Linked DNA regions of Mus musculus: region 2 is linked to region 1. Evidence: chromatin loops called from intact Hi-C (ENCODE). Cell type or tissue: heart. All regions are shown on one strand.

Region 1 (2,500 bases):
CTGGTCTACAGAGTGAGTTCCAGAACAGCCAGGGCTACACAGAGAAACCCTGTCTCCAAAAAAAAAAAAAAAAACAAAAACAAAAAACACTTTGACAACTAAGTTCCAATTTTCTCTAGCCTTACTGAACTCATATACATAAATTATATATATATATATAATATTTTTTTTGTTTTGGTTTTTTTTTTTTTTTTTTTTTTTTTTTTTTTTTGGTTTTTCGAGACAGGGTTTCTCTGTATAGCCCTGGCTGTCCTGGAACTCACTTTGTAGACCAGACTGGCCTCGAACTCAGAAATCCACCTGCCTCTGCCTCCCGAGTGCTAGGATTAAAGGCGTGCACCACCATGCCCAGCCATAAATTATATAAATTTTAAACAACTTTTTTCAAACTTTACACAAACTGGAATACTATGGGCAAATTCCCAGGGCCACAACCTCTTTGTGGCCACAACAAAACAGAAAGCCAAAACTGGTCCGAGATACAGACCACAATATAAAGGCTAAGTCTATCCAGGAAAACAGTAATAGTGGTCTACTTCCTCCTTAGATAATTTCTCTTCCTGGTACAAGAGCAGGAGGATGATTACCAAACATCCCGCGTCCCCTGATCTTTCAGTCCCTGGGAGCTACAACAGAACTTGCAAAGAGCCTGCCCAGAGGAGCTTGGGGAGGTGAGACCGAGGCAGTAAACTTACCCAAGCCTTTGCACCGGAGTTGTGCTGGGAAGAGCAGCCGGGGGAGGGTCACTGATGATAATCGAAAGAAAGCAGCCCAGGGAGGGTCACTTATGAGACTAGATTGCCAGAAAGCAGCCGGGGCTCCCGCCTGGCTTCCGGCGACCCCGCGCCCCGGGCAGGTCCTGACACCTCCCTGGGTATCAGCTGCTCGGGGCGCAGGGTGGATGCCCGGGATCTCCAAGCGGCGTCGAGGGGTGGTCACCTCGGTGGGCTTGCCTCGGGCCGCACCAGGGGAGGGTACCGGGACCCAGGGCACAAAAGCACGGCCACTCCAGTCGCCGCTTCACCCCTCTGGCGGGAGCTGCCCGGGCGGGAAGCGGACGCCGCTCGGAAAGCCGCTGCGACTGTCTCAGATCGTCGCCGGTGGCTGATGGCACACACCCCTCGCTGCCGACCCCCACACACCCCTCTCACACCCTTCCGCGAGCGGAGTGAGACGTCTGCTCCTCTAGCTGCCTCCTGGTCTCTGCCTCAGGACCGCGGAGCACTCAAACACCGCTGGGCCCGCCCAGTCCACACAGCGCGCGCCCGGGCACGCAAATTCACTCGCCCAGGGCCCGCCGCCGCGGCCGCGCGCGCGCGCCCCGCCCGGCGCGTGACCGCAAGCCCTGGTTGAGCGTTCTCGCATGCGCGGTGGGGTGGGGCTAAGCCGCGGGCTCGCGCCCAGCTAGACGTGGCACTCTCGGCCCCGCCCCCTCTACGCGCCTCTCCGCAACCTGCGCGCACCCGCGAGCTTGGGTCTCCCGCAGACTCAGTCGGGTAGCGGAATCCAGAGGCGGGGCCAGCCGCTTGAGGGCGGGGCACAGCCTTGGTGGGCGTGGCCTTCCGAAGCTGCTCTGCAGCCACGTCCCACGGCCCCCCTCCAAAGCCATCCTGGCTTCAAGATCTTCAGGGATCCAGACATGTCCGAAGTGAAGAGCCGAAAGAAGCCGGGGCCCAAAGTGGCTGCTCCTGAGCCCGAGAAGCGGAGTGATGGCAGGAAAAACCCCGAGGCGCGGGGGGACGCGGGCTGGGCGGACCCCCGCACTGGGCTCAGCCTGCTGTCTCTGGCGATGACCCTGGGCCTGGCCTGGTAAGTGTGCGATGCTGCAGGCCGTGGGTCGGGCCTCGCGTGGGCGCCTAGCACCTCGAGCCAACCCACTCTCGCTTGAATACGCTCTTTTAACAATGTTCTGGTAGCATGCTCCTGTCGCTGCCCTCTAAAGTCTGGGAACATGTCACCCAGGACTCGGCCCACACTTTATTAAGCATCTACTACTGCACGTCACAAGTTTGCACATACCTAAAAACCACTACTTCCCGTCCACTCTGTAGCTTTGCGGATGAGTTTGCTCCACCCTCCACCAAAAATCGCACTCTTAAAATGTCTGCAGCCTAATAAAAAAAAGTTCGTTGTTGCTGAGCGATAAATGCTAATGAGACTTTCTCCTATTTAGAGCTGTGTGCCTACATTAAAACTATAGTCCTTTTTTAAAGATTTATTCTTGTTTATGTGTATGAGTGTCAGTGTATTTGTGCACGTGTGTGCAGGTGCGCGAGGATCCCGCAAGAGAGTGTCAAATCCAAGAAGCTGGAGTTACCAATGGTTGTAAGACACCAGACATGCATGTTCTTAACAGCTATAAAAGACTATATAGTCTTACTCCTAAATTACAAGTTGAACTGTATGTAACATTGTAAAGAATATGTTTTCCCTTAAGACTAAACATTCGTGTTTTCTTATTGTTGTTGTTTTAGTTTTTTGATACAGGGTTTCTCTGTGT
Region 2 (2,500 bases), 59 kb after region 1:
GGTTCCTGCAGACGGTTCAGGGGGTAAAAACATTTTGCCAGAAAGTTTGAATTTGCTATGTGGAACCCACATAAAGGTGGAGAGCTTGCTATCCAGATCCCACATCAAGGAAGAGAGAACCAGTTCAATAAAGTTGTCCTCTGCCCTCCACACACACGCAACCTTTGCACACACAATAATACTTTTCGAAAAGGAAAGAACTAGCCAGGAGGTGATGGTGCTCACCTTTAATTCCAGCACTCAGGAGGCAGAAGCAGGCCGATGTCTATGAGTTGGAGGCCAGCCTGGTGTACAGAGAGTTCCAGGACAGCCAGGGCTACACAGAGAAGCCCTGTCTTTTTTCTTTTTTTAAAGTATTTACTTATTTATTCATTTATTTATTATTATATGTAAGTACACTGTAGCTGTCTTCAGACACTCCAGAAGAGGGCATCAGATTTCATTATGGATGGTTGTAAGCCACCATGTGGTTTCTGGGATTTGAACTCAGGACCTTTGGAAGAGCAGTCGGTGCTCTTAACCGCTGAGCCATCTCACCAGCCCGAGAAGCCCTGTCTTAAGGAAAAACAAACAAAAAAGAAAAAAAAACCCACAATGCATGTGCATGCGAGGAACAACACATACACACACACACACACACACACACACACACACACGGCACCAGGTGGGCTGGCCATCTCTCTGGGCAAATTTGATAATGATTTTATATCTTGTCCGTTGCAAACGTGAAACCAAAGCCAAATGTTTCCCAGGTTTTCATGTGTACTGTCACAGGAACACTAGGGAAGCCACAGGCATTTGGGTCCCCTAATGGTGTCTATCCTAAGCAGACCACTCCTCTGCAGCTCAGGGCAGCACCCCTCCTCTTCCCAGTCAGCGTCTTCTCTTTTGGTTCTGTCCCTCCTCATCTCTCTCCAAGCCTAGCTGTGTTGTAGAGTTTTTATTATTATGAATAGAAACGATGTAATAAAAGGTTGTTTATTGAATATCAACTGACCTGTCCTGGATCTAGCTCTCTAGACCAGGCTGGCCTTGAACTCAAGAGATCCACCTGCCTCTGCTCCCCAGGTGTTGGGATTAGAGGCCAGCGCCATCACTGTCTGGCTCAACTGACTTTTATACTAATCTACCTGTGCGCCAACTTTACTCAGATGGCAGAAACCCAATAAAGCCTAATCAGTTTGGCTCTGTTGTTTGGTTCTGGTTCTGACACAGAACCCAGCTACACAGCCCAGCATGGCTGAGGCTTGCTATGGAGCCCAGGCTGAGGATCCGTTTGCCTTAGCCTCCCAAGAGCTGAGACTGCAAGCCTCATTCTTAATAGTACTTTTGACCTAGAACTTAATAAAAACAAAATTAACAGGAACTCAATTCCTTCTTACAACTGATAGGCCATATTTAACAAGGCTTCCCCTACAGTAACCAGACATTGCCTACTACACAGAGTTATATAGTGACACCTAGTGTACCCTTCTGGTAAAACCCTTCAGATCACATTTTTGGTGATTTTTCCTATATTTGACTGATCAGTGTATTTGTTTGAGATGGCGTCTTGCTATATTGTAGCTTAGGGTTGCCCCAACTCACAACCCTCTTGCCTAAGCGTCCCAAGTGCCAGAATTACAAGTGTCTGCCACTTAGCTCTATATTTTGTCTATTTTGAGACAGGATCTCACTCTGGTTGTCTTGGAACTTACTTATGTAGATCAGGCCAGCCATGAACTCACAGAAATCCCCCTGCCTCTGCCTCCCGAGCAAGTGCTGGAATTAGAAGCATGTGCTACCACAACTGGCGCCAGCAATACTTTGAAATTCTGATGTAGACACTCTAACCAATCAGTACTTAGGAATTCTGATTTTTTTAAGATTACGAGGCACTTTTTCCACGGATGAATAATGATGTTGAGAATCTTCCCATATGCTTCAGGGGTATTTGTGTACTTTCTTTGGGAAGATGTAGTCTCAGGTCACATTCAACAAATCTTTGTTACCCGGAGTGACCTTGAACTCTGGGTTCAAAGAACAGGTGAGACTACTGAAACTTGACCCTGGTGCCCAGCTCTTTGTTTAGTTTAAAAATTTTTTTTTTTTTTAAAGACTTATTTATTTATTATATGTAAGTACACTGTAGCTGTCTTCAGACACTCCAGAAGAGGGAGTCAGATCTTGTTACGGATGGTTGTGAGCCACCATGTGGTTGCTGGGATTTGAACTCTGGACCATCGGAAGAGCAGTCGGGTGCTCTAACCCACTGAGCCATCTCACCAGCCCTAGTTTAAAAAATTTTTTAAATGATTTGTCTCATATGCATTGATGTTTTGCCTGCATGTTGTGCCTTGAACATCTTGCCTGTGCAAGGGTGTCAGGTCCCCTGAAGCTGAGAGACAGTTGTTGCTGCCGCCTATGACCTTCTACTTTGGCTTTAAGAATGTGGAATTGTTGTTTTGGTTTGGAAATTAATACTCCCGCAGAGATGGTTGGCAGGATTCGACAGCCCATG

What was found. Peaks named below come from ENCODE experiments on the same cell type or tissue, not always from the same donor. Only the 100,000 strongest peaks of a DNase experiment are listed, where the experiment ranks them.
Region 2: it touches region 1 in a loop (3-fold over the local background); 28 of 42 quality-filtered maps call a loop at or near these places.

What each region holds. Positions count from the first base shown.
Region 1 is chr10:91,081,488-91,083,987 of GRCm38, forward strand. Apaf1 (apoptotic peptidase activating factor 1) reads right to left here and starts at 1,256. Exons shown (of 27, transcript NM_009684.2): 1 at 696-1,256. Ikbip (IKBKB interacting protein) reads left to right here and starts at 1,552. Exons shown (of 3, transcript NM_026166.2): 1 at 1,552-1,809. The coding sequence starts at 1,640. In heart, no CTCF peak of the experiment used is centred here; a DNase peak (open chromatin) is centred at 1,464; H3K4me3 peaks cover 2,207 bases; H3K27ac peaks cover 1,988 bases.
Region 2 is chr10:91,140,289-91,142,788 of GRCm38, forward strand. No RefSeq gene overlaps it. Among named protein-coding and RNA genes, the nearest start is that of Slc25a3, 18 kb to the left of the region's middle. In heart, a CTCF peak has its summit at 1,465 (motif pointing left); no DNase peak of the experiment used is centred here.